Linked DNA regions of Mus musculus: region 2 is linked to region 1. A link is a loop called in an ENCODE intact Hi-C map of the cell type or tissue named here. Cell type or tissue: heart. All regions are shown on one strand. Links, peaks and the distances in the headings refer to the core of each region. The heading gives the core; the rest is flanking DNA. Region 1 holds the start of Coq3 (coenzyme Q3 methyltransferase). Region 2 holds the start of Faxc (failed axon connections homolog).

Region 1 (15,018 bases), core at 7,019-15,018:
TGTTGCAAATAATTAAAAGAATAGACACTTAGGAGGCAGCAGGAAATTGTCTTATTATTTTTCTATTGCTATCACAAGACCCCATGACCAAGGTGCCTTATAGGAGAGGATTAGAGTCTCTGATGGTGAGAAGCATGGCGGCAGGCAGGCATGTGGTGCTGGAGCAGTAGCTAATCCCGCAGATCTTGTTCATAAGCACAAGGCAGAAGTAGTTAGCTGGGAATCGTGTGGGGCTATTGAAACCTCAGGAGAAGCACCCCGTCCGTCCGTGACACTCGGGCATCAAGGTCGTTCCTTCTGGTCCTTCCCAGACAGTCCCACCACCTGGAGAGCAAGTGTTCAAATCTGTTCTGTGAGCCTACGGGGGCCGCTCTCAGTCACGTCACCACAGGGATTGAGCAGAATTTATTTATTTTTTTATTGTGAGAATTCTTAAATCCTTATCAATGGAGTTCATTATTACCTTGTGAGATTGTCATTTTCCCATAATCTCCAGAACATGATAATTCAGTCTACTCTCATTTCTGTAAATAGAAGCTCATGGACACAGAAAGTCCACATCCAAAATAGTTGTTGATACTCAACTCTTACTCAGATCTCGTGTTTCTATTTTACTATGTGTTGGGATATTGTCATAATTTATGAGTATATTAGGTCAGAATTATCAAAAGTGTACCATTGTTCTTTGTTTTTTGTTTGTTGTTTTTCTTATTTTCCCCCTCACAGAATTTAATTTGAACCATGAAAAGTGACTTAAGAAACTAGTTTTGTTAATGCTTACCAGTACTGTTAAATGAAAAGCTACATTCAACTTAAAACTATAGGAGTTCTGTCTGTCTGTGTGTGTGTGTGTATTTCACATGTGTGTGGGAGTAGTATGTGTGTATGCAAGTGCCCGTGAATGCATGTGTGGAGGACAGAGGATTACATCAGATATTTCTAATGTTCTTTATCATATTATGTAGTTAGTTACTTTTGAGATAAGGTTTCTTACTGAACCTAGCACCGGTTGGTTAGACTTGTTGGCCAACTAGTTCCCAGACCTGCAGGTCTCTGCCTCCTGAGCTGGGATTACAGGTGCAGGGCACCATGCCTAGCTTCTTGCAGGTGCTGGGAATCCAAATTTAAGCCCCATGCTTCCACAGTAAGTAAGCTACCCACTTAGCCATCTTCCCAACCACAGAAATGTTTTTCTTTTCATCTCAGCTTTTGCTCTGCTGAGATCTCAGGTACTCATTCTTTGATACGTATGAATTTGAAGGTTTTTTTTTTTTTCAAATTGTAATGTTTTTTTGAATATTTTTCAAGATACTCCTTAGTAGTGACCAGTGTGATCTTAAAATATTTTTTGTTTTTGTTTTTTTGTTTTTTCGAGACAGGGTTTCTCTGTGTAGCCCTGGCTGTCCTGGAGCTCACTTTATAGACCAGGCTGGCCTCGAACTCAGAAATCCGCCTGCCTCTGCCTCCCGAGTGCTGGGATTAAAGGCTTGCGCCACCACGCCCGGCTTAAAATATTTTAATTAAAAAGAGCTTTACATTTTAATTATTTTGAAAATAATCAAATGTATTAAAATTAAACTAGAAACTATATAAAATATTCTTCCTTAGATGTTGCTGACAAAGATGCTTCTAACTGAAATTCTCCTGGACGTCACAGATGAAGAAATTTATTACGTGGCTAAAGATGCGCATCGGAAAGCAACGAAAGGTACATTGTGGGTGCTCTAGGGTTCATTTTTGTAGGGGAATTTTTATTTCATTGATGTTGGATTTTTTTTTTTTTTTTTTGTCCTCTGGATTTCTATCACACATTTAAATCTTTTCTCTTTGCATGTGTTAACTCTTTGGGAAAGCTTCAGCTCATAGATACCATAGTGGCACCGTAGAAGCACTTGGTTTTCTCTGACCTACCTAATCACAGATAGCATTCATCTTGTGTAATACTCTAAAACATGGTATAGAAAATTCCTCATGTTCAATTTATTTCACTTGAGGCTTTTTTTGTTTTTGTTTTTAAAAATAGATGTCTTGTTATTGATCTCTGACTTCTGTACATTTAAGATGTATAACGAATTACAACAGTCCTTCAGAGTTTTCAGTTTTAATTCTTAGGAAGCAGTGACAACAACCTTCCCTTATAATTTTAGTAACACTTTAAAAACATACAGAAAATAAAAAATTATGTGCCATATCTCAGAGAAAGAAATACAAATATACTTACCAACTTTTTTCCTCATCATGAACCAATTTCAGCTTACATCAGAATTGTAATTTCAAAGCCAGACATGCTACTGGTTTTCAAATGAATGTTATGTTTTTAATGTTTCTTCTCTCCCCACAAAGCAGCGATAGTAGTAGATTTAACAATACCGTAGACTCTCATGACTATGAAATCGTGGCTATTTGTGTTAACATGTTGTTCCTGTTGTTGATGTGATACAAAGCTCCTGCAAAGCAGCTGGCACAGTCCAGTGCACTGGCCTCCCTCACCGGCCTCGGTAAGTGTCCTCGGGGAAAGGGAGGCTCGCTGGCTTGTCTTTCTACTTGTTCTGTGGGGAAATGCACTGTTCCTGCGTAGTTCATGAACCTTAGAAGTCAGCTTACTCAGTCTCTAAAAGCTTTAGCTAGTGTCTTTGAGTAAACATTCACAGTAGAATGACTATAAGTGGGATAGCTAATGTAGTTCATTTGGGTGAGTTGAATTGAGGAGTTCCTCATTTATTGTTCCAGTGTGTATATAATATATGATGTATAATTAATTGTATGTTATATATTATATACACATAGTTTATACTTAATAGATAATGGTCTACCCCAGTTTAGGTAGTTTCTAAACTCGCTTTTAAGATTATGGCATATATACATAAGAATTTACCTAGACAGTAATGAATTTGATGATTTACATAAATTGTGTTGGAGCAAATCAAGTTTCAACTTAGAGGAAATGGGTTTATCTTACAACAGGAATGTTGTGTTCATAGTTTGCTATTTGCATGCTATTAAGACTAAAGCTTGAGTTTGCCTTTTCCACATCTTCATGTTAATTTGTGTGGAGCAAGAGAAACGGGTAGAATAAAATGCCCATGTAATTTTGGAATTATACTTTTGAGATCACTTCTGGGTGGGGAGTAACTCGTACCATTTTTATACCAGTGAATTAACTTGAGAAATATTTTCAGAATCATTCTCAATTTATTACGGTAGTTGAATTGGCTTAACTGTAGTAAGACTTCATTTTTGCCATGTTAAATGCTTTTGTTGGTTAGTATGGACAATAAAAGCCATTGTTATGATTCCTTCGTTGTGAGAAATATGTAAAGTGGTCCAAGGAATAAGATTTTACTATCACCGTTGTCTGAGGATTCTGAAACCGTAAACTTTGAAGTTCTGTCCTCCCCACCCTGAATGCGCATATTCTTCCGGGAAAAGGCAATGAAAAAATAAAGTTTCTCCTCTGATCTTAAAGAGTTTTTAGTGGCTTGTGTGATGTTCGCATGTGACATGTGATGGATTGAGTTTTACGCACACAGGCGGACTGGGTGGCTATGGATCAGGCGACAGTGAAGATGAGAGGAGTGACAGAGGTTCTGAGTCATCTGACACTGATGATGAAGAGTTACGGCACCGAATCCGGCAAAAACAAGAAGCTTTTTGGAGAAAAGAGAAAGAACAGCAGCTGTTACAAGATAAACAGATAGAAGGTGATCTGAGATTTCTGTGGCATTTCTCTAGTTTCATATGTGCTTTTGTGAGCGTGTAATGTATGTTTTTTACTTCAGGGCACTAGTATGCGTGAGTGTATAAAAGACCTTTCCCTTGGAGTCACTTAGCCATGAGCAAGAGCAAATTCACATTTGAGTTCTCTACTTACTGTTCACTGTGTCCTCCGCCTCTGTACTGTGCCTATCCTTCTGTACCTGTCTGACCCTAACAAAGGCTTTTGCTCTGTATCTGTTGAACAGCATAGAAAGTGTCCCATGGGGGAAAGCATGGAAAAGTGTACAGAAATCTTTATCAGTTTCACAAGGGATTCAGTCACTGGCACTAACTGATCTCAGCTGACCCAGATAAACAACGTCATTCTTTATCAACCAGTGTTTATAAATTGTTGCTTCCAAACTTGATATTCAGTTTTAGGCAGTTGCTTTTAACTTCTGTATTTGCTGCTTGTCACAAATGATGTACAGGCGTGTCCAAGTCAGGGGAGCAGAAGAGTAATCATTTAAGATTGTAGCTTTGCATTAGCTTAAAGTTGATTCCATGAGAAATCCAAGGCAAGGAAAAGTGATTGTTACATTTTCCTTTTAAAAGCAGGGTAATAATCTGAGTGCACAGGAAGTGCATAGTAAGGAGTCTATGTCTTAAGTGACCTCAAGGTGTAACTAACTTTGGATGTGAGGTCCAGCAAAAGTCTCAGTCTCTTAGTAAGAGGTTGTTCCATAATCCTGTATCGCCACAGATTTAGTTTGAAACTAAAGTAGAAATATTGTAGCATAGAACTGGAGGCTTCATTGTAAGGATGCCTTATAGCTGAGATCACATTCTATTTTTCCTATCTTTCTACTTTGTCATAGGAGCCAGGTGTCTTCATGATCATAAACCAGGGTCTTAGATACATTTATTTCATGTTCAAATTATTGCAGTGAAAATATACTTTTGAAAAAAATAGACTTTTGTAATGATGGAGTATATTTAAAGTTACTGAAAAAAAAAACCTAGATATTTAGGGAAAATAGAAGATTAGAAATAGAAACACTTTAAGACACTTACATAAGTACAGTTTTTGTTGAGTGTTTGTGTGATAATCCAAGGAATAATAGAGTGTAAGGGTTTAATTTTTGAAAAAAAAAATTTGGACAGCTCTTAGGAAATGACTGAGCTTTTTAAAAATTTTTCTAAAAATCACTTGTAGTCTCATTTTGTTGTAGTTCTTGTTGGGGCTTTGCTTTTTGTTTGTCTGTTTCTTTTGTCTTTGAGGTAAGGGTCTCTTTTGGTAGTCCTCACTGCTCTGGAGCTTTCTGTACAGACCTGGCTCACCGTTGACAGAGACCCTCCTGCCATTGCCTTCCAAGTTCTGGGATTAAAGCCACCATACCCGGCCACTGCTTATCTCTAACTTACTAGTACTGAACAAGAGGGAAGTCTTTCCTTCTGTCATAGGACCCCTGCCCCTTGATACTTTTACTGTCCTGTCTCAAATGGTAGGTAGCTAACTACATGTGGGCGCTGAGTACTTGGAATAGACTCAGCTAATGTGTTGACATAGGTAGGCGATGCTAGACTTGGAAGATTTGCTGTGAAAAGAGGTTTCAGGTCACTTTGATGCAGTGTTGGAAAGATTAAGGCTTTGAATAGATTAGGTAAATGAAATGTGGCAATACCTTTTTATTTATTTATTTTATGCATATGAGTACACTGTAGCTGTCTTCAGACACACCAGACACACATGGTTGTGAGCCACCATGTGGTTGTTGGGAATTGAACTCAGGACCCGTGCTCTTAACCACCTCGCATCTCTCAGCCGGGAATACCTTTTTAATGTAGCTGTTAGAAGGTTTTAATTACTTAAGAGGTTTGCACCCTAATTCTAGTAAAGATGAAGAAACTATTGTCATAATTTGATAGTATGGGAAGTTTTCGTTTCTTACTTGGCTTTTCTGTGTCTTTTTCTGTTTCAGAAGAAAAGCAGCAAACAGAAAGGGTTACAAAAGAGATGAATGAATTTATTCACAGAGAGCAAAATAGTTTATCACTTCTAGAAGCAAGTGAAGCCGACCGTGATGCGGTCAATGACAAGAAAAGAACTCCAAACGAAGCTCCGTCAGTGTTAGAGCCCAAAAGAGAGCATAAAGGGAAGGAGAAGGAGCGGGGGAGTAGGTCAGGCAGCTCCAGTAGCGGCAGCTCCAGTAGCGGCAGCAGGACGAGCAGCAGTAGCAGCTCCGTCTCCAGTTCTTCCTACAGCTCCAGCTCAGGCAGCAGCTGCACGTCCTCTCGCTCCTCATCTCCTAAGCGGAGAAAGAGACCCAGTAGGAGCAGGTCTCCCCCAGCGAAAGCTAGACGCAGCAGGAGCAGGAGCTACTCGCGCAGAGTGAAAGTAGACAGCAGCAGGACCAGGGGGAAGCTGAGAGATAGGCGGAGATCTAATAGAAGTAGCATTGAAAGAGAAAGACGAAGAAACCGGAGCCCTTCCAGAGACAGACGTAGAAGCAGAAGTCGCTCAAGGGATAGACGAACCAATCGTTCCAGTCGCAGTAGGAGTCGAGATAGGCGTAAAATTGAGGATCCACGTGGAAATCTTAGTGGGAACAGTCATAAGCATAAAGGTGAGGCTAAAGAACAAGACAGGAAAAAGGAGAGGAGTCGAAGTGTAGATAAAGACAGGAGAAAGAAAGACAAGGAAAGGGACCGTGAACTGGATAAAAGAAAAGAAAAACAGAAAAGGGAAGAAAAAGATTTTAAATTCAGTAGTCAGGATGATCGGTTAAAAAGGAAGCGAGAAAGTGAGAGAACTTTCTGTAGGAGTGGTTCTATATCTGTTAAAGTCATAAGACATGACTCTAGACAGGATAGTAAGAAAAATGCTACCAAAGATAGTAAAAGGCATTCAGGTTCTGATTCTAGTGGAAGGAGCAGTTCCGAATCCCCCGGAAGTAGCAAAGAAAAGAAGGCTAAGAAGCCTAAACATAGTCGATCGCGCTCCCTGGAGAAATCTCAAAGGTCTGGTAAGAAGGCAAGCCGCAAACACAAGTCTAAGTCCCGATCAAGGTAGTATACTTTTTAAAGTATTTTGTCTGATTTTTTTTTTAAGTTTTTTGAATTTATTCAAAGTTGAAAGTGTCCTTTCTCTCTCTCTCTCTCTCTTTTATAAACTCAGTTTGGTATTTATTAAATATTTTTAAATAATGTTAGAAATCCTGTATAAAAGTATTTATTTATATTGCAGATTTTAAGTATAAATACATTTTTATTTTTAAATTTTGTCTTTTCCCTTTTTTTTTCTTTCAGATCAACAACCCCTCCCCGTCGTAAGCGCTGAGGAATGATGTGGCAAGAATGCCATGATGCTGTTTTTAAAAATTCCATGAGTTTAAGGGCTTGTCTCATTATAGAGGCACATTGTGGCTGTGTAGGTGAAACCAGATTTTTTTTTTTTATTGTGTAAATAGGTGTCTTTTTTCCAAATGCTGCTCCAAGTTACTTAATAGGATTTCTTTGTATTACATTTTTTTTCAAGAAATAGTACTTAATAAGACTATAAATATGCCATTTCTCTTTCAGCTGTAATGTTCTCAAAATATTCTTGAATGTACTGTGATGTCAATAAAACTATTTAGTTCATTTTTGTTAAACTCTTGCACCTTAATTTTATGATTTTAATCTAAGGAACGTACTTTTATAAAAAGGCAGCTGAAGTTTTGTATAACAGGTTTTTAAAGTTACTCCCATCTTCTCCAAGAATAGTTTGTCAAAGTTTGTAAATTGTGCCCATGGACTTTTGTCAAATTCCAATTTTAAGGGTTCGGGAAAGGGCCAGAAAATGACCTTACTTTTCTTTGAAGCCATCTGATCAGCTTTCTAACCTTTTTTGGGGGGGAGGGGAGGCATTCAAGTAATATATTCTCTGTATGAAATGTTATTCACGCCTGTAAAATGAAATTGCTGGAAACAATCAGGCCATTACACCAGTAGAGTTATTTGTAATGACTATTTGACACTAATAGTCTGGAACTATATAGTCACTCCTGTTCTACATGCCTAACACCTTGGGGTTACCCGTTAAGAAATAGGATGTAGGATTCAATATATTTTAAAAATATAATATGACCTCAGCTTAATGGTGGAATATTGTGTTATGCAGGATTGTGTCAATTGCATAACATTAAAATGGTCTGATTTTCTCAGTTTCCAAAACCCATGGCTAGTGAACGGTCTAGCGTGAGTCCCCGCTTGATGAGTAGTAGGCATTTCGCCAAGTGTTCAGCTGCTTCAGGTCTGAGTTTTTAAGACGATACACTTACACATTGATAGTTGATCTCTGGAAACAGTGCTTTTCATATTGTAACTGAAAGAGAAGCACAGTGCAGAACACAGAAGGCAGAGTATTATGCTTTCTTACCAGCAATAGTTCATTTGAAAATAATGCCAGGTTTTTGCCAAGATCAGTGTTTCCTTGAAATGAAGACAGAAATAGATTTGTTTGTGCATTCTTGTACCTCGACATAGCATCTTAATTTTGAGCAGTTACGCATTTATCTAAAGGAAATAAATCTGTGAATAAATGCATGTTTACCAAAATGGCTGTTTACAGTGCATTTAGTTACAATATTTATAAAGTTGCCATTTCACAGAATAAGTAGTTTGGAGTTCTATACAATTTAGTCATCAGTAATATCTGGAGACAAAATGTGCAATATTTTTTATGTAGGTGAGCTAACACAGTGTATCTAATTGAAGAATTCTGATTAATTTGTAATAGATAAGTTGTATAAAATTTTCATACCTTAAAGTGTTTTAGATTACTCTTCAAGTGAAGTATTATTTTCAAAATAAAATTCTACTGAAAAATTCTGCTGGCTATGATACATACATTTTTAGACATACAAATGAAAATCAAAAGGAATTCGCCAGTTTTGCTTAATAATTTGCACGCTTTTTATCATTAAATCTAACCTTTTAAAACCAACAAAGTATTCATGATTACTAATAGATACACCTGCATTATGATTGTATTTCCAACTGTAAGATTTTTGTGGAAAATTTATTACTTCCTTTACATGTAACAGTATTTATTTGAGTGGGGAAATTTTTTTAAATAGGGCTTGCATAATTTAGGGTGCAAATGCTAAATTGTATATAAATGTTAGATGTAAACTTTGGTTATAAAGTACTTTTTAAAATTACACTTTTGAAAAATGAATACATTCAATTTTCAAGACAGTCAATCTGAATTGTTTGATCAGAATGTCTTTACAAGATTCCCTTTTGCAAGTCTGGAGAGAGGGCTCAGTGGTTAAGAACATTTATTACAGTTCTTGCAGAGAACCTAAGTTTCCCCACACCTACACTAGGTGGCTCACAACTTCCTGTGGCTCCAGCCCCCAGGGTAAGACACCCCTCTCTAGCCTAGCCTCTGTGGGTGCTTACTTACCTACACATGGTACACACACACACACACACACACACACACACACACACACGAACATGAATTAGAAGTGCTGTAGAACAATCTGCAAGTCAAATATTTTTACTTAAATAATAATCTTAGTATCCAGTAATACCATTGCATTTAAATAATATTGTCCTGTAACTCTTCCACGTTTGCTCCGTGCATGCCTGCACATATATAGTAAGTATGAAAAAAGCTGAAGGAATCCACGTTCTCTAGTGTAGGAGTCATTGTGATTTTGTGAATATGGGTGGACTCCACCCTATTTGGAGAATTACAAGATTGCTTTAAGGCCCCAAAATATCAATATTGTGCAGTTCCAGTAATGTATGTGTTTTCTGCCTTTGTAAACTGTCTTGTCGATTTTGTACTGCACAATAGGTAAATGCCCAAATATAGTCCATTTTAAAGAAATATGAAGAATAATGGCAGAAGAGCTTTACAACTTTTAAAAAACTTGTAATGTGTATGTATTTTATGTGTATTGGTGTTTTGCCTTCATTTGTCTCCACTCTGAGTTCCTGAGTTCCAGTTGTGAGTCACCATATGGGTGCTGGGAATTCAACCTGGTCCTGTGGATGCTGGGAATTCAACTTTGTGAATGAGCAGCCAGGGCTTTCAGCCACTAAACCATCACCAAGGGGCTCTGGGATTTATTTCTTTAATGGGGTGTGTGTGATTTTTCTAGACCCTGGGCTTTAAAACTTTTTAGTTGGAAATTTTTAGGAGTTGCATAAGGCTAAAAATTCCTATAGTAAGTTAAAAAAATTAACATTGAAGTTTCTAAACTGAACTAGTGATAGTGAGTGTATATCTGTGTTAGGGTGCCCACAAGGACCTGAAGAGGGTGTTAGGTGCCCTAGATAGGGAGTTACATATGGTTGTGAGTCACAGTGTGAAAACTGAAACTTGGGTCCTCACTGAGCCATTTCTCCAACTCCCCTGTAAGTTCAGTTTTAAATAGAATGTGGCAATATAGAATTTCTCAGAGTGGATACCGTGTGATAGACTTTTTGAGTAAGTCCAAGAACTCATTCAGCTGGATGGATGTAGTAGATTGTTCAAAGGGATAAAGCTTGTGTAGACATAAAGTGACTTACCCTTCATTTTTTATTAAAGAACTAGAACACATTGCAAATGTTAAATGGGTGTTGAGTTTTCTAAAATATGTATGAGCTAGTTTACAGCTTGTTCATAAGTAAGACTGGAGTTACTCTGGAACTTTCCTACAGTAATGGCTACATACTGCATTACAGTCACCACAATTTTATTTCTGACACAGCTCAACTGAACTTACAGAAAAGCGTTTTGTTGCTGCGTGGGGGGATTTAGAGGGTTCTTTGCTTCCTACCAGTATTTAAGCATATCACTTCCTGCCTTTGCTGAAGCGAGACTGGGATGGCTATGGAGCTGTGTGGTGTACACTTAATGTTAAGTACAGTCCATGCACAGAAGTCCTTAAGAGTGTTAACCATGATTTTCCGTGGGTCTGTCAATCCAGCAAAAACATGACACTTCAACTTGTGTATAAAACTTTCCACCTTCATTTGGAGAAATGGCCATATACCTCCAAACACAGGGACCTCTGACAGTGATAGAGCAGCTGGTTTTCATACAGCTTATGAGGTTAGTATTTTAGCTCAGAGGATGAGAGCTTAGTAAGTTTCCCCGATTTAAAGGACAGCACTGCCTGCTGAAATGTAGAATGACGCCCTAAATTTTAGGAGTTTACCCTTCTTTTTATGAGGGCATTATTTTTTATTTTGTTGTTTGTTTTTTAACCGTTCCTGGTTTGCTTTTAGTTGCTGGGATAAAACACTGACTAAAAGCAACTCTAGGAAGGGTTTCTTTCTCTTTGGCTTAGAGATCCTAATCAATCATTGAGGGAAGTCTGGGCGAGATCCATAAATGCAAGCTTCAGATACAACCCAGTTCCACTTTCCAAAGGGCTGAACATCAATCAAGAAAACGCCGCCCCACAAACACGCAGTTCAGTCTAATGAAGGCAATTCAGGAGAGGGTCCCTGTTTCCTGGTGAATCAAATTAATGTCAAGTTGACAAAAAAAAAAAAAAAAAAAAAAACTAGTATGAACTTCATATTAGATTCATACTAGAATCTTTCATACTGCTCCGTTTCTACTTCCAATAAACGTCTAAACTGAGTGTAAGGAGTTTTCTGCTACATACGGTGTATCCTGAACAGAATAAAGGGTCAGTTTCAAAGAATGTACTTTAGATGTGGACTTCTGTTCTCTGTGATTACTTGAGCGCATTGAAAGAGAATGGGTTTCTCGGAAAAAGCATTTCCGTACTTGATTTTAAGCATTAGAGTCGGTTTTCCAAGACTGAGGAGATAGCTCGTAAATACGAAAACAGCACGGCGTGACTCGTAGGACGAGAAGGTAGGTAGGTCTTCGTGGCCTTTTATTAGGAACATCTCTTTATTTCATTGCAGACATAATTTGATAGAGGAGCTCGAGTTAACGGTGACCACAAATTCACATTAACTAATGCAAATGCAAAAGCCGGCATCCGCGAGTGTAGGAGGCGGAACCCTTCCGCTGGGGATTTGTTGTGAGGAGGGACCGGAAAAGGAGTAGGATTCTAGTCGCGATGTGGAGAGGTGGAAGGCTGGGCTCTCGTGGGGTTCGTCTCCTGGAAACGCTAGGGTTTGGGTGCCCCAGCGCGGTCGCCCAGCCTCCTCGCCTAACTTCACGGTCGGGTGAGTGTCGCCGGCGCGGAGGTTCTTCCGCACGCCTCGGGTGCCGGGGCGGCTCTGCGCAAGCGCGGCAGAGAGCGGTGGGCTGTCCGGCTCCGTGGGGTCTGGTTAAAAGCAGCGCCGCGCTGCCCCGTCCTCATCCCTGGTGACCTCCGGGACCTGGTGTTGCTCTCTCCAGCGGCTACAACCCTCCAGGTCTGAGAAGCCAGGGGAAAAAGGCTGAGGACTAAGGATCTGGGCCTCGGAGAGCGTGTCTCTTGTGCCGCCGCCGCCGGGTAGCCCACGACCTTTGCCCTATTTTATTTGCGTTCTATGAGCTTGTGGCCCGGGAGCCGCCATTCAACTTGCTGGATCCTGGAGGTGGTTCTTGCTTTCCAAACCAAACCAAGAAAGACACACGGGGAACGTCCTAGCGCTGCCTCACTACTTTATTGCTCACCATCTTACCGTCCCCGCCAAAGAATTTAAGGCATTTATGCTCTTGTTTGGCAAATAAAGTAAAGAGCTAACTGCATTTGGTGCTATAGATTTTTAAACGCAAGTAGTACGCAGATAATTAGGTTCAACCTTTACAAGAAAATGACCAGGCCGGGCGTGGTGGCACACGCCTTTAATCCCAGCACTCAGGAGGCAGAGGCAGGCGGATTTCTGAGTTCGAGGCCAGCCTGGTCTACAGAGTGAGTTCCAAGACAGCCAGGGCTACACAGAGAAACCTTGTCTCGAAAAACAAAAACAAAAACAAAAAAAAAAACAAAAAAAAAAAAGAAAAAAAAAGAAAAGAAAATGACCACTATATGGTAGAGATTGGTATGGTTGGGAATTTTAATATGACAGTAACAGCAATAATACCTATTTAAATACTACTGAAAAAAATAATTATAATTTTTAAGAGAGCAAGATATAAATAAATATTAATGAACTTGGAGATCTAGATGGAATTACGATTCCAACTTTAATTTTCTGGAGAGATGATTTTATACTCTTCTATTGTCTTTTATAAGATTTTATTGTCTTTATATACATTTATACTCTTTTATTGTTTAAACTTTGTCTTCCAGAACAATCCGAGTCATTGTTCCAGAGATCCAGAACATCTCTGGTCCATTTTTTAGAAACCTTTTAATGTGTGTCTCATACATCAGAAGACCCACCTGCCTCGGCCTCCCAAGCTGTTGTGATTGGCATGTTCTTCCCTTACGTATAGTCACCTCCTCCGTGCCTTTGCCAGCTCTGCTGACATGATGCCATTGCTCTAATTTGTACTTGTCTCACCACATCTTCATGTCACTGCCAGTCTTTTCTGGTATGGGCATGGGTATGGGTGTTTGCTTGCATCTACAGCTGCAGACCACAGGCTGTGTGTGCCTGATGTCCTTACAGGCTAGAAGAGAGCATCGGATTCCCTAGGACTGTACGTCTATCGGTTGGAAACTGCCCCATGGATGCTGGAGAATCCAGTCCAGTTTCTCTGGAAGAGAAGCCAGTGTTCTTAACTGCTGAGCCACCTCTCCAACCCTCATCGCCCATTTAAAAGATAGACTTTTGGCTTATAGCAGCCTTGGCTGATGGTTATTTTCTTTAAGAGCTTAGAATGTATTTTATTTCATGGTTTCTTGTTTTTGAGGATTGTTGATCAAGAGAGCTGGAGTTAGTCTCATGTTTCGACTATATAGGTGATTTGTGCATATTTTTCTTCTTATATTTTTGGTTGTGAGCCTACCCTTTAACAGCTGAGCCATCTCTCCAAGCCCATATTTTTCTTCTTATAGTTTGTAATATTGTTTCTTTACTTTCGTTTAAAAATATTTCTATTTTTAATTATGTGTATGTGGGGGCAAGGGTATGTGCACATGAGTGTGGGCACCTGCAGAGGCCAAAGATTTTGTATCCCCTGGAGCTGGAGTTACAGGCAGCTATGAGCAGCTTGACATGGGTGCTAGGAACTGAACTCTAGAAGAACTGTGTGTGCTCTTAACCAATGGTTGACTGTTTTTGATAACATGACTGTAATGTCATGGAGAGGTTTGTCTCCAGTCGCAGGTATTTGGGGTTCCAAGTCTCCAGATGTGTTTTGAATATCTGTTTCTTTCTGAAGATTTGAGGAATTTTTTTCCTCTGATGCCAGTGAATGGATATTCTGTGTGATTGGTGTTTATCTCAGCTTGTTCTTCTAGCCCATGATTTTTAGATTTCTTCTTTCAGTTGTATCTCATTTTAGTTCTTTTCCTTATTGGCATTTGAATATAGTGTTAGTCACCCTTGGCCTCTAGTTATATGACTCTACTTGATTCTATTGATGATGTTTTCCACTGTATTATTTACCTACTTATTTACTGAGGTCTTACTTTCTAACATTTCTGTTGGTTTTGTTTTGTTCAGGCTGTGGTTTTTGTTTGTTGTCTTGTTTTTCTTTTCAGATTTTGGGCGTGGGGTAGTTTTGCTGCTGCTGACCTTTCATCCACGTTGCTGACTTCTTCCACTCTGTTGTCGAGTTTCCTCTTTTGGACCTGTATTGGGTTCATCTTTTTATTTGTATACTCTTTGGGTCATTGATCATTTTCATGAGAAGTCATTTGAAATCTTTATCCGGTACTTGACTTTTCAGTATCATTGGGTTCTGTCGCTGGAGGATGGTCTTTGGGGAGTCATGCTGTCTTGCTTTCTGATATGCTGTGATTTGCATATCTGTTGGTTTGGATATTTCTTCTGGGTTGGGGCATCTTCCTAGTGAGTGATCGCCTTCTGAACATTTAACCCACGTACCACTTGGCAACAACAACAGCAAACCATACAAGCTATATAAACACGTGTAAAAATTAATGACAGCCCACCAGTGGACACAGCACTAACAATGAAAAACTACTTTCCAATGTGCTAAGTGTGTCAAAGTAAAAAGATACAGGAAGAAGACCAGAAAGGGATAGAAAAGGAAAGAAAGACCTGGGTAATCAGACAAAAGGATAAAGGAGGTGTTGAATGTCAGGGTTGCTAAAGAAGAAGGGCAAAACAATAGAAAAAATGAAAGAAGAAAAAGGGGACCAGGTGAAAGCATTCAAATGTACATAAACGTCAGGGGACTATATATATGTTTGTTTTTTAAAAGCCAGAACTGGGAAGGTGGCTCAGTCAGTA
Region 2 (15,018 bases), core at 3,055-11,054, 53 kb after region 1:
CAAATTCATGTATTTTTCTTTATTATTTTTTAACTTTTTATTGATTCTTTGTGAATTTTATATCATGCACCCTGAACCTACTCATCTCCCCATCTCCTCATATCTGCTTTTCTTTCTTGCAACCTCCCCTCCCCCCCCCCAAAAAAAAACAAATAAAACCAACACCTGTCACATCTTAGGATTTCCATTGCTGTGAAGAGACACAATGACCAAGGCAACTCTTACAAAGGACAGCATTTAACTGGGGCTGGCTTACAGGCTCAGAGGTTCCATCCATTATCATCAAGGCATCCATGCATGGTGCTGGAGGAGCTGAGAGTTCTGCATCTTGTTCTGAAGGTAGCTAAGAGAAGACTGACTTCCAGGCAGCTAGGATGAGGGTCTTAAAGCCCACACGCACAGTGACACACTTCCTCCAAGGCCACATCTCCAAATAGTGCTAATCCCTGGGCCAAGCATATTCAACGCCCCTACCCCACCCCCAAATATCTCTCTGTGGAAGCTGTGGTGTGCCACACAGTATATACCCTTTTGCCCAAACAGCTTTACTTACAGATGTTCATCGTGATAAGTCACTGGTCTGGGAGGAAGCCTCTGGGTTCTGCTATACCATCAGTACTGGATCCTCACTGGGACTCCTCTTGGATATCCTGTTTTTGCCCTGTGTCATTGCGGATCCTGCAGCTTTGGTTGTGTAGAACTGGCCCCTTCATATACTTTAGCAGATCATAGATGGGGTAGATCTTGGGGTAGGCCAACTCAAAGCCCTGGATCTTGGCCTGGGTGGTAGTTAAGTTGGTCAGCACACCAGATCGCCTTTGCCCACACCACCAGGGCCAGCTTTCCTGCTTTGCCCAGGCGAGGGGCAGGGCCAGCTCTACCTTGTTGCCCAGGTGAGGTGAAGTTCAGGCCTGCTCACCTGAGTGCTGCAGCCAGTGAGTAGTGGGGCCAGCTCTCCTGTACCCCGTCAAGGGGTGGGATCTTTATTATTATTAAACACACACACACACACACACACACACAGAGAGTTTATATGTTGTTGCTCATATGTTTTTAGGGCTGGCCACTTTATATCAGATAGTTAATTGGAGGGCTCATCCCTAGGGAAGACTAATTCTTCCTCTATTGGTGTTCCTTGATTGCCTGTGGCTCTTTGTCTCGGGGTGGGGCCCTGTGAGATTCTTCTTATCCACATTGGCAGATGAACTGGTGTTGCCGTTGTTCCTATCTTGTTTAGGTGGCCATATTGTTGAGATTTCAGGTGTCCAGAGAAGCACAGGCATTAAACTGTAAGGAGACCCTGGTTACTCAGGTTCTAACTAGGGAAGATGAAGCTTTTCCAGAACATCCTGAGTGGTACGGGTAGAGAGGACGAAGCAAACACTTTCAGAACTATCAAGAGTACAGCTTACCCAAGCCAGTGTGGTGGTGCTGCCCTTTAACCCCAGCACCTGGGAAGAAGAGACATGCAGGGACCTGAGATGGAGGTCTACAGATCAAGTTCCAAGAGCCAGGGTTACACACACACACACACACACACACACACACAGAGAGAGAGAGAGAGAGAGAGAGAGAGAGAGAGAGAGAGAGAGAGAGATTCATCAAGTATCAAGTGTCGGCCTCCTCAGGACTTGACTGTGCTCACTCAGTGCTGTGATCTGTTTCCCCACAATCTCTCTATTTAGGTTTGGTCCTCAAGATGATGGTGGTAAGGAACCTTTAAGAGGCATGGCTAGTGTGATGTTCTTAGTTCACCTAAAGGACAAACTGGTGTCCTGGAGTGAGTTACTGAGAATTTATTTAACCACGGCCTGCCTGTGTCTCCTATGGTTTCCTCTATCCAGATGGGACTGCTTTCTCTTACAAGCACCCTGCCATTTGGCATGGAGTCCTTGCCACAACCAGCATTATGCTGTTTTGTTTTGTTTTTTTCCTGGAGGGAGAGAGACTCTAGTCTCCCCCAAAATGTGAGATAAATAGTGTGAAGTGGAAACTTGTAGTTCTTTGGAAAGTTAGTTATGCCAAATGATGTTTTTGCTGGGGCACACAGGTGATGTCTTGCTAAAGCAAGCACGTGAAAGAATGCTTTCCTGAAGCAGACATAGGTGAAAGGATGTGTTGATATAGCAAACCTGTGCAAGGACCTGTAATGGCGCAGTATAAACATGACCCCACAGTCAGTGGCGGACCAGCACTGAGCTTTGGATTGGTTTGCTCTACCTTGCTATTCTTCGAAAAAAACACGCATACTTTGGTTTACCGTACATAAGCATGGTTGAGCTCAATTTGTGATAACACTCCCACTGAGAGAAACTCACCCAAGAACTGCTCTCGAGGTTCCTGCAGCAGCTCGCTCCCTTTGAGTCCTCACCTCAGACCAGTTGGCAAGCCTGGCGTTTTCTTCAAGACTGAACTACAGCCGCCTGGTGTCTGCTTGCTGAAAGGACTGGACTGTAACTGCTGGTTTGTGCATGGTGTCTGCCTGCCTAAAGGATTGGTCTGCAGCTGCTGAATCGTATTTAGTGTTTGCTATGGGACCGAATTGCTGCCAAAGAACAGGTCCACTTCCCCACTATCCCAATAACCTTTCTCTTCCACTACCTCTGCTGAGTGGCAGGCTAGGGGAAAGGTTGAACCCTTATTAAAAGTAGGTTGCAAAAAAATGTATGCCTACAATAATGGCTTTTAAATCAAATTAACATGGCTGACATATTTTGTTATAGAATTGAAAAAATTTTTTAAAAAGCTCTATTATACACACTAAGATCAGTAGTATCTGCTCTGGTGGCTGAATTCACTTGAGTTTCTGGGAACATATGACTTGATTCCACTTGGTATTTTCTGGAAGGGCTCACTCACTTCTTGACTATCTTTCCCACACCTGTCTAACTCACCTCCTACCGTGTTTGGCCTTTCTGGTTACCTGGCTATGCATTGCTTGCTTGTTTTGCTCCTGTAGATGTGACCCCAGTTTTGTCCTTTGTACTAGCAAACTAATACACTGCTAAATTAAAAGATGCCCCTGTCCTTCTAACGAAGCATTTTCAACTCCCCTCCCTCATCTGAGCCTATTAGTCCCCTATTTTCCTTCTCAGTACTAAGCTAGTCTCATAGGAGATGCTCTCTGAGAGCTGCTTAGAGATTTATAAAACACTCAAGTCCAATAGATTAAAAAAAGCACATAGATAAAGTCACTTCATGGTGACAGACTTTCTTCTAGATATAATGCTCATTGCTGGATCTGGTAGTGCAGGTCTGTAATCCCAGTTCCTTGAAGGCTGAGCTGGAAAGGGGGAAAGTTCAAGGACAGCCTGAGCAACTTAGGCTTTCTTAAAATAAAAAATAAAAGCCAGGGGTACAGCTCAGTGGTAGAGTGCTTGCCTATCACATACAAAACCATTGGTTTAGTACCTGGCATTAAAAGAAAAATCACCTCTCCCAGGCAAGTAGGGCAGTATTAGATTTGTTCTTTACAAATTGTTTTAGTTATAGTTACTGTTGCTGTGATGAAACACCATGACCAAAGCAACTTGGGGAGTGTAACGGCTGGTTTTGTGTGTCAACTTGACACAAGCTGGAGTTATCACAGAGAAAGGAGTCTCCCTTGAGGAAATGCTTCCATAAGATCCAGCTGTAAGGCATTTTCTCATTACTGATCAAAGGGGAGGATCCATTGTGGGTGGTTCCATACCTGGGCTGGCAATCCTAGGTTCTATAAGAAAACTGAGCTTATAAGGGGAAGCTGAGCAAGCCAGGGAAAGCAAGCCAGTAAGTAACATCCCTCCATGGCCTCTGCATCAGCTCCTGCTTCATGACCTACTTGAGTTCCAGTCCTGACTTCCTTGGTGATGAACAACAGTATGGAAGTGTAAGCTGAATAAATCCTTTCCTCCCCAACTTGCTTCTTGGTCATGATGTTTGTGCAGGAATAGAAACCCTGACTAAGACAGTATCCATCCCATATACAGTCACCAAACCCAGACACTATTGTGGATGCCAGCAAGTGCTTGCTGACAGGAGCCTGATATAGTTGTCTCCTGAGAGGCTCTGCCAGTGCCTGACAAATACAGAGGTGGATGCTCTCAGCCAATCATTGGACTAAGCACAGGGTCCCCAATGGAGGAGCTAGAGAAAGGACCCAAGGAGCTGAAGGGGTTTGCAGCCCCATAGGAGGAACAACAATATGAACTAACCAGTACCCCCAGAGCTCCCAGGGACTAAACCACCAATCAAAGAGTAAACATGGAGGGACCCATGGCTCCAGCTGCTTATGTAGCAGAGGTTGGCTTTGTCAGTCATCAATGAGAGGAGAGGCCCTTGGTCCTGTGAAGGTTCTATGTCCCAGTGTAGGGGAATGCCAGGGCCAGGAAGCAGGAGTGTGTGTGTGTGTGGGGGGGGGAGGGGTTGGTGAGCAGGCAGAGGGGAGAGATAGGTTTTTGGAGGGGAAACCAAGAACATTTGAAATGTAAATAAAGAAAATATCTACATAAAAGAAAAAGAAGCAAAGGAAAAGAAAAAATGGGCTGGAGAGATGGCTCAGCGGTTAAGAGCACTGACTTCTCTTCCGAAAGTCCTGAATTCAAATCCTAGCAACCACATGGTGGCTCACAGCCATCTATAATGAGATCTGCTGCCCTCTCCTGATGAAGCGTCTGCAGAGAGCTACAGTGTACTTAGATATAATAAATACATACATAAATAAAAATTACTGAAAAATTATGTTGTGAAATACTGTGTAGGTAAGTGTTCAGTTAATTAGTTCCCTCCCCTTTCAACACTTTGACTTAATTTTGGAAAAAAATGCTCAAAAAATTATTAGTTCACCACTAATAGTGATTTTAATATAGGGGAAATTAAAACTCCCTATTTGGGTTCTTTTTCACAAAAGGACATAAAAATAGTCAGGAGGCGCTGGAGGACAGCATGATCAGCATTAGCATCAGCCTTACTGAGGGCGTGGTCTCTTGGCCAAGTGATTGACAGGCCCAGATGAATTAACTCTTAAGGGGAAAGACAAAAGTATGACATGTTCTGTTCGCCAGAGAAAGATCAGAATGCCTTTTCTGCCCAGGGCCAGAGGTATATTCCATTCTTTTGACTGGGAGGAATTACCAAAACTGACAAACTCAGTTGTGATTGTAGGGAAGGAGTAAAGGTGGTGGCTCTCCATCTGGAATCTTCACACCCTTCCAGTGCCTAGTGGAGGGTCTTATCGCTCAGGTTTAGCTCCTACCCGCTCTGCCTTTAGAGATGAGGCAGGACTGCATAGCTACTGCCAGTCAAATCTGAGATCCGAGTGTCCATTCCGCATTTAGAAGCAGTTTGTTTTGTTTTGTTTTTTGTTTTGTTTTGTTTTTTAGCAGGGCAGTGGTCGCACATGCCTTTAATCCCAGCACTTGGGAGGCAGAGGCAGGCGGATTTCTGAGTTCGAGGCCAGTCTGGTCTACAGAGTGAGTTCCAGGACAACCAGGGCTACACAGAGAAACCCTGCCTTGAAAAAACGAAAGAAAAGAAGCGGTTCTTTAAAGAGTCAGTCTTCCAGTCCCCCAACAACTGGTGCAGGGCCTGTTGCCTGCCTGTGGATCCCGCACCCCTAAATGGACCACCTCATCTTGTCTCAGTGGGAGAGGATGCCCCTAGTCCCACCTAGTGCTGCAGTGCCTTGCAGGATGTGTGTATTGTGTTAGTGTGTGGGGGATGACACCCTGTAGCTCCTTGGTATCTGGCCCAGGCTGGCCTTCTGTTGGCCTCCTCTGTCACTGCATTGGGCTGATTGCTGTCTCCTTCTCATGGAAGTTCATGTCAGACTACACATCCTGAGAGGTCTTTAACTCCCTTTGGGATGACCCTAAAATTCGTGACAACTTGGGTAGGGCCTCCTTCTCTAGCTATGGTGGTAAACAATCTTTTGTTTTATTTCTAGCATGACTGTACAACCTGTTTATTCTAAGGGGGTGAAATCCAGGAAATGGGAGCCCCTTTCATCAGCACCCCAGTCTCTACTGTATTGGGGGACAGATGTATTCTTATAGTCATACTTGAATTTTAAATTGTGACAAATCATATGTCTTCAATATTTTTATTTCCTCTAAACTGAAACTGCCCATGCTCTGGCTAGAACACATGGTCTACATTTAAGGATTTAAAGGATCTAGAACATTCCATGTTGGTAGAGAGCGTGCCTGCCATGTATAAGGCCCTAAATCCAATCTCTAATCGATCTCTTCAGGGTTACCCAGAGTGGGAAAACCATTTAATACACAGTTGCTTATTTTACAAATTTTCAGCACCCAAAGGGACCATCCTGTATCAGCGATATCCTTGGTAACGATTTCCAAGGTGGGAAGATTTCTCACCTAGAGTACTTTCTGCTGTTATTTGTCAAGGCGGACCTCAATCACTTCATCAGCACCTTGCCTGGGACCTAGGTGACTGTGCTTACCTGAGCTCTTTAAAGCAATGAGAGCAGACAGACGCTCCCGACCTTAATCTGCCCTGGCCCAAGGTTTCCGGTCTGTGGCTCAGGGCAGGTGAGTTCCCTGCGCTCCGCAAGGCGCCTGCGGGCGGGAGCGGGTGGAACCGAGGGCGGCGGCTCTGGGCTCGGCTCAGCCGCAGCCATCGCAGCCTCCCGCGCCGCCCGCCTCCCCGAGCCCGGGCGTCCAGCCCCGCAGCTGCGGCCGAGCAGAGGCAGCGCACCGCGGGGATGCGGGGCGGGGGCAGGGCGCGGGGTAGGTGACATTATCCCGCCTCTGTTGCCGGGCCCAGGGGAGCAATGACATCACGTGGCCCTTTCCACGCGCTGACACAAAGAGCGCCTGCGAGAGGCCTCGGCCAGGGAGGCCGGCGGCCGCCGCTGCCTCGCCGGGCCCGGGGGCCCAGCCATCCCAGATCTCCGCTCGCCGTCCGCGTCCTTCCGCCGTCGCCTCCGCCCGCGCCCCCTGCGCACCGCTGAACCCGCCCGCTCGCCCGGGCGCCGGCCTCTTCCCATGCGGGCGGCGCGGGCCCTGGGAGGGGCGCCCGGAGCCAGCCGCGCAGCATGCACTGGGGGGTTGGCTTTGCCTCGTCCAGGCCGTGCGTGGTGGACCTGAGCTGGAACCAGAGCATCTCCTTCTTCGGCTGGTGGGCCGGGTCCGAGGAGCCCTTCTCCTTTTATGGGGACATCATCGCTTTCCCTTTGCAGGATTACGGTGGGATCATGGCAGGGCTGGGCTCGGATCCCTGGTGGAAGAAAACCCTTTATTTGACCGGGGGAGCTTTGCTGGCCGCGGCTGCGTATCTGCTCCACGAACTCCTGGTCATTAGGTGAGCCGGAGAGAGGGCCCCCGAAGCGGGCACTGACCAGGGCAGCTAGCCCGGGTAGGGCTGGCTCAAAGGGGGTTCCGGAACCAGCCCCTAGGTCCCGCCGCCCAAAGGTCCAAGCGTCCTCTCTCATCCTCTAACCCCCTAAGGCGTTTCACGGTCACCTGGCCACTTGTAAGGAGCCATTTAGAGTTGATGGGAGGGTTAAATTGGGAAGGGAAAGAAAGCGTTTTCCTTCCATCATTTCGATGCTAAAAGCAAAGTGCTGTGAGTCACCAGTGTTATGGATATAAACAATCTGCTAAAGCCCATAGGAAGAGTCTAACTGCAATCAGTGCATTCGTAACAATAGAATAAAGCTCTGTAGAAATACTAAGGTACACTTTTATAAACGCCTAATTGGTTTATGGGTAATGATGCTGGAACATTAACTATTAACCTCATCTTTACCTAAAAGGTTAGTTCTCTCTTACTCTTCTTTATAAATGTCAACATTATTAGGAGGCTGCAGTTGCAGAAGCTTGGTGTAACCCTGTTCAGTTTTGATGCAGCCTTAACCTGCTTACCTGCTTATCTGGTGTGGAACTGTAAGCACCTTCAAGCTTAAATACAATCATTCTGCGAGCGGTAGGAGATCTGAGGGCAGCGCTAGCACATGGAGCACTTGGCATAACAGGGAGTCTCCCTGGGCTGTAAACAGTTTCATGGCTGCCTGCCGCAGAATGTGTACAGGGCTGACTTGAAAATTACAATAAATGGATGCCCCTGCTGTTGGGACTGCTAGTCCCATAGATAGATCTTTAGTGGTAGATGCCACTGGGTACTGAGACAGCCTTTGGCTAATGGGCATGTCAATTTTGGGTTAAAATTTCCATGCATTTGGGACCCCAGTCTCTGGAGATTATTGGAGGCAGAGCAATTTTCCGTAGCTCAGAATTTCTCTTCTGACCAGTATTTTCGAAGGAGCTGGGATGTGTTCCTACCATATTTTCCAGGGGTAGGGTGAAGGAGGAGCATGGTTCTAGAGGCTGTAAAGTGGCTGGTGACCTCTAATGGACTTCAGGAAGTGCAGGAGGACACCATGATCGCCCTACTGAACTCACTATTTGTTGGCTCTGAAAGGATAAGAAAGCATTTGGGTCTGAGAAAAATGTGTTGGCTTTCATATCATTTAGCCACAGTGGAAGACTGAGAAGTTGATTTTAACTTCAGTATATCTCATTGAGCACAGCGTCTTGAATTTAGTTGAGCCAAACACAAAAGTTTTAAAGTGAGATAGCATGAAGATTACGCCCCATTGGTGCCAGTCTGAGAACTCTGTTTCACGTCAGGTTTCAGTCCATATGAAGAACCCCACACCTGTGCAGCATTTTACACAGTAGCCTGTTGTTTCTCAGTTGTATTTCACTCCATAGCCTGTGAAGACTGCCCCTGTACCATTCAGCATCTCAGCCTTTCTCCAGTTTGTGGAGAGTGGAAGCTTCACATGGCTGAATCCAAAATGTGGCTTTGATGACCTTGCAGAAATAACAGGGCCTTGGGAGCTCACTTGGAATAGACCACGCCCTTGAAGCTCTGGACCCTATACACTCTTCAGCCCTCTGCCCAGGCTAGCTCCTTCTCCATTGTGGTGATCACAAGCCCCAGCTCTGAATCTTTACTTGGATCAAGGGGTTTTAAGACCTATGGTTTGTTTACTTTTGTTTCTTGACAAATGAATTGATAAACCCCTATTATAATACAAACTGAAAGAAGGCAGCTGAAATTTTGGGAAGTTAGTAGTACTCCCTGTGTGTCTGTGATTGCATGTGTCTGTAACAGCTACCACTAAGGAGTAGGAGAAGGTTAGCTTACCTTGATGAAGATTACACAGTGACAGGAGAAAGACGGAGGTTCCAGTGTGGAGCCCGGCTGCTTGGGAGAGCCTGCTTATTTTGAGGTGTTTTGTTGGGGGGAGAAAGGAAGAGAACTGAGAAAGGGGGCATTTCTTGGCAAGGGAGGCCTGTGGTCAGGATGCAACTTTCTGCCAGCTTTCAGAGAGCTATGGCGCAGACAGGAGCAGTGAAGATGGGCGTCAGAAGATGGGTACGGGTACAAGAGAGGAAAACTTTCACTTGCTGAGAAATCTAAACTTCTGTACAGTTAGGCAAAATCAAAATCACATGTGTGGGAGGGAAATATAAAGTGGCCCCGCTGTCTAAGTTCATTGTCAATGTCAACCTTCCCCTACCATGCCTGGACTTTCTGTTGCCCAGATTAGCGTTAATCTATGGCTTTGTCTCATGAGGAAATAAAGTTATAAGGTTAATTAAGTCTAACTAGTGAGTACAACCAATGCATGTGTTGTTTTTGGTGAAGCGTGGTTAGTTATTTGTGATATTACTTTGGTTATTTGTATTTTTCCACTGTTCTATTTTAAAATAATTGTTGTCTTAATCCTTTGTTTCCCCAGAGTAGAGTGGCATCTATATAAAATTTACTCAAGCGTCTGGAAGTTTGCTCGTCAAGCGAATGATTAAGTAATGATCTCATTACCTGGAGCTCATTTGCACTTTGTGTTCTCCAGCTAAAGGGTCCCCATCTGATCCCTAAGACTGACTCATTGCCTGTTACAGAGACAGGATCATCTCTGATATTCTCAGGCAGGGCCAGGAGCTGCTCAGGCTCCTTTTCTGTTAGCCAGCTGGCCTCTGCAGGTGTTCTCTTATTCAGATCTCCTTCTAAGGTTGTTTTGTGATAAGCTGCACAGGAAGCGACTCATCTGACCCTGTGACCTTAACTAGGGAGAGGGTTCTGACATGTAGAAAGTGGCCTCTGGGAACACATGGATTGGGTTCAATTTGATTCAGCCTTTTGATACACACACACACACACACACACACACACACACACACACACACACGTGTGTGTGTGTGTGTGTATATATATATATATATATTTTACTGAGCAAAGTCAGTTTTGAGGTGTGTATATGTGTGCGCATATATATACATATATGCACACATATATACATATATTTACATATATATATATATATATGGATTGTACTAGGGATTGATCCCAGTGCTTTACCCATGGAAGCCAAGTACCCTACCACGGAGTTATATCCTCACTCCACTCATTTTTTGGCAATTTTTTGACATGGTCTAGCTGAATTGCCTAGGCTGGCCTTGAACTTGCAATTTTCCTGCCTCTGCCTTCTGAATAGTTGGAATCTGCTGCTATTCTTGGCCTGACACACTTGGTCTCAAATTGAAGTTCCTTGGGCAAGTTACTTTCTGACTTTGAAGTTTCCTGTCTACGACAGAGCATTGGTATGGCGTCCCAAATTTAAACTCTAGCAATGCCCACTTTAGAGTGCTATTAGCAAAAGTAAGTAGGTTAATATGGCCCGTGTCTATAAAGTCACTGGCACATGTTGGCTCATGATCAGCATCTTTATGACTATGATAGGGCCTAACTTAACCTTCAGAACTTGACTCTTCTGTTCAGAGGGCAGAGGATTTCCTATTTATCTCCCTTTAGCTCCTAAGCCTTTGCCTCTCTAATTTATATAAAAGCATCACTGTGATGTGAATTATTTTACTGGGCAAAGTCAGTTGTGAAGTGTAGCATTTGTATTGCTTACTAATATAGTCAAAATTGGTCCTGGATTTTAATATCCGACCTCCCACACATTTCATCAAACGGAAAACCTCTGTTTTGTAGTAAATGCTTTTAACTCTATTGGCTTGTAATTTCAGAATGAGTCATTCTGAGGTCTTTAAATGGAGTAGGCTCTTGGTTGGTAAACCCCAAGAGAACTTGTTTTATGAAGTGGAGATGCTGAGGCTAGTGTGCACCATGTGTGGATGGTGACAAGCCATTTCTGCTTGGCTAGGTGTAGGACTAAACCTGGATTTGGAGAGGGGAAGTTCAGAGGGGTCCAAAGCTTGAGAATGGAGTTCATCTGACTGGGAAATGTTAGGTGCACAAAACAGTGGAAATTGTAATAGGTCTCTGAGGGGTGTATAAGCCAGATTGGGTGAAATTGGAAGTGAACAAGACCATATCTTATTGTGTAAGAATACATTTTTGCTCACTTTTAATGCTTGATGTTCACAGATACCATTTTATTTAATCCTTGTGATTGTCAGTATAGAAAAGGAACCAGGATTTTCAGTATCAGATTTCCTGAAGATGTGGGTCATGGTGCAGCCTGCCCATTCTGTTAGCTCCACATTTTATAGAGAAGGGTATTGTCTAATGTAGGCATTCTCCAGGTTCTACAGACCACTGCCAATGTGACTATCTCTGTACCCAGGATCCTCTGTAGCCCAGGTAGACCATGAACTTGTGATCCTTCTGTATCAGCCTCCTGAGAGCCAGGATTAAAGGCCTGAAATAGTCTCACCTTCTAGTGTTTGCCATCCATAAACTATGTGTACTATATCTACTTCATAAGGTTCTTTTTGAAGCTTAAATAAAGCAATGGCCATGAAACACACACAGTCAAGTGATACACATAGTAACCACAAAATGCCTGTCTCCCAAATACTCCTCTTGCCCATAGGCTGCACATAAGAAAGCAGGTTGGTTTGTAATGACTTCCCTGGGCCACCGGGTTCTAGTCATCTAAGAGTCCGTAAGACCCTCCCGCATGTCCACTATGCTTCTGGTCTCTAAACCCCGGATGAGGTAAGACCTATCACACACACTTTTGCTTGTTCATAGAGGGCAACAATCCCACAGGGTCCTCTTGAGAACCGAGGCAACGGAAAACTAACAGGTGGGCTATATTCTCTGTTTCTGTTTTGGTTTTGACAGGAAACAGCAAGAGCTCGACTCCAAAGATGCTATTATTTTGCATCAGTTTGCAAGACCTAACAATGGTGTCCCCAGCTTGTCTCCTTTCTGTTTGAAAATGGAAACTTACTTAAGAATGGCTGACCTACCCTATCAGGTACTTGTTTGCAAATATGTTTTATTCTTGCGACATCGATATCACCTAGAGGATGGGGTAGTTAATGTCACACAAGTGGATATCAGAGAAGGCAGGGTCTGAAGGTAACCATACCCAGTCGTCAGCAAGAGAGACATGTGACTCCAGGATCTATTGACTTTTGTTTTTCCATCAGTTCTAATGAGGGACTCATAATATTTCTTTTAATGTGTTCTTTGGTTGGAGGTTTGGCTAGGCTTATGGAACAGCTGGTGAGACTGCCTGGTGGTACTTTTAGGTTTACATCTGTTATTTTGTCCTCCATGAATGTGGGGTTAGAAGGCATAATGGATTGGAAGTTCTAGGGCCTGAAGCTAGTGCCTCATGGCTCTCCCACCCAGCTATAGCTCTGGCCTTTGAAGAGATTTTAACTTCCCTATGTTCTGCTCAGGTGGTTTTTAAGGAAGTACCTGTTCATTTCAGCATTAAAGAAGCAATTAAGAGATGTTGGAGAGATGGTTTGGTGGTTAAGGGCATTTGTGACTCATGCAGAGGACCCTGGTTCGGTTCTACAACCTACATGGTAGTTCATGATCATGTGTGAGTTCGGTTACAGGAGATCCCATGTCCTCTTCTGACTTGAGGCATCAAGACAAGCATGTGGCACACAGATATACAAGCAGGCAAAACACCGACACATGAAGTAAATAATTAAAAAAAAATTATAGGGAGAAATTCAAGAAAAAAGAAGGAAAAAGAAACACACATACCCATATATACACGCACGCACATACATACATACATACATACACACACACACACACACACACACACACACACACATTCTTATGTAATAAATAATTTGCAAGTATTTTCACCCCATGAAAAAAGAAAATATGCCAGAATCTTAATTATGACTAATTACTGATTTTAGAATATGGATCATTTTTAATACATACATTCATTTAAATTTATAACTTTCATTTAAATTTATAACTTTTCCTAAACATGAAAATAGAAATAAACACTATTTCATAAAAAGAATAAACAAAAGAATGAACTTGAAGACATCCATCTTTCCCTCTGTTATGCTGGAGGTGGCTAACCCATTTTGTTGTATTATTGATCTTGTCGTTACTTTGTGCAGCTTAAACTTTTTCTCTTCTGTTTCCCTTTATAACAAGTTCTCAATGTCTGGAAGTTTACTGGGGCTTTGTTTCTATAATTGATTTTGATGTTATGAGCACAGAAAATAGTTTCTGATACAGTTCCTTCAGTTTACTGAGACTTTATGCAAATGCGTAATTTTTTTCTTTCAGGGCAGGGTTTTTCTGTGTAGCACTGGCTGTCTTAGAACACACTCTGGCCTTAGAGCGAGCTCAAACTGGCCTCCAACTCGGAGATCCTCCTTCCTCTGAGATCCGCCTGCCGCTGCCTCTCAAGATGAAAGGCATGCGCCACCATCTCCCTCGTGATGATTTAAAATTGGATTTGTAGCTGTCTCTTGTGAGACTATGCCGGGGCCTAGCAAACACAGAAGTGGATGCTCACAGTCAGCTATTGGATGGGTCACACGGCCCCCAATGGAGGAGCTAGAGAAATTACCCAAGGAGCTAAAGGGAACTGCAACCCTATGGGTGGAACAACAATGTGAACTAACCAGTACCCCGGAGCTCTTGTCTCTAGCTGCATATGTGTCAGAAGATGGCCTAGTCGGCCATCAGTGAAAAGAGAGGCCCATTGGACTTGCAAACTTTATATGCCCCAGTACAGGGGAACGCCAGGGCCAAAAAGGGGGAGTGGGTGGGTAGGGGATTGCGGGGGTGGGTATGGGGGACTTTTGGGATAGCATTGGAAATGTAAACGAGGAAAATACCTAAAAAGAAAAAATAAAATAAAATAAAATTGGATTTGTCACATAGTGAGGTGGATTCTCTAGCTCTCCCTTGGTTCTTATTCGCTTGGGATATCTTTCTCTATCGCTCTATCATTGGCTTCTCATGGGTAGTGCTTTGCTTGTATTGGATTTGAGAGTCTTACCCCAGCTTCGCATCCTGGACATAGCATTCCTGCAGCTTCTCATTTGGTACATTTATATAAAAATGTTTTAAATCCATTTACCCATTTTCCTATACATATCCTACACAGGTTATCTTTTTATATGGGTAGTTTCTCTCCCTCCTTCCTTCCCTTCTTTCTTGAGACAGGACCTTACTATGTAGCTCTGGCTGGCCTGGACCTTATTATTAGACCAGGCTAGCTTTAAAATCTCAGAGATATGCTTTCCTTTGTGCCTTTTGAATGCTGAGATTAAAGGCATGTGCCCAACACCTGGCTTTGGGAAATTTCTTGGAGAATATTTTTCTGTAAGTCTCCATGGCTTGGCATTTCCGAAACCGCTCCCCCTACCCCCAGTTTTACATATCATAAATTTCTTTTCAAAATTCTTTGCTTTTAGCATTTGGAAATTATTAATTACCCCAATGTCTTTTTTACTCTGATGTTGCTACTGAGAACTTTGGTGGTGGTGGCGATTTTTAAAAACAGTCTCACTTTGTAATCTAGGCTGGCCTGGAACTTGCTCTGTAGAGTAGGCTGGCCATGTGTACCCAGTAGCTAGAGTCAGTCCTTGAATTCAAGCCTCCTCCTGTCTTTGCCTCTCAACTGCTGGCAGCTACTGAGAAACTTAACAGTAATCTCATTCTTTTTTCTCTCTGACTTTTTAGAATTGGCTTTTAGTCTTAATACTCTATTGAGTGCTATCTATCTATCTATCTATCTATCTATCTATCTATCTA

Evidence for each region. A loop is a pair of places that touch in the nucleus more often than their neighbours do. Peaks named below come from ENCODE experiments on the same cell type or tissue, not always from the same donor. Only the 100,000 strongest peaks of a DNase experiment are listed, where the experiment ranks them.
Region 2: a loop joins it to region 1, with 1.8 times the contacts of the local background. A loop is called at or near these places in 9 of 42 quality-filtered maps.

What each region holds. Positions count from the first base shown.
Region 1 is chr4:21,867,908-21,882,925 of GRCm38, forward strand. It overlaps Pnisr (PNN interacting serine/arginine-rich), which reads left to right. Exons shown (of 11, transcript NM_001369189.1): 8 at 1,609-1,708; 9 at 2,445-2,498; 10 at 3,531-3,701; 11 at 5,679-8,568. The coding sequence ends at 6,769. Coq3 (coenzyme Q3 methyltransferase) reads left to right here and starts at 11,739. Exons shown (of 7, transcript NM_172687.2): 1 at 11,739-11,889. The coding sequence starts at 11,781. In heart, for the core only: no CTCF peak of the experiment used is centred there; a DNase peak (open chromatin) is centred at 11,884; H3K4me3 peaks cover 1,579 bases; H3K27ac peaks cover 1,171 bases.
Region 2 is chr4:21,924,528-21,939,545 of GRCm38, forward strand. Faxc (failed axon connections homolog) reads left to right here and starts at 6,799. Exons shown (of 6, transcript NM_175234.4): 1 at 6,799-7,302; 2 at 12,106-12,241. The coding sequence starts at 7,037. In heart, for the core only: no CTCF peak of the experiment used is centred there; DNase peaks (open chromatin) are centred at 6,754 and 7,094; H3K4me3 peaks cover 2,005 bases; H3K27ac peaks cover 1,281 bases.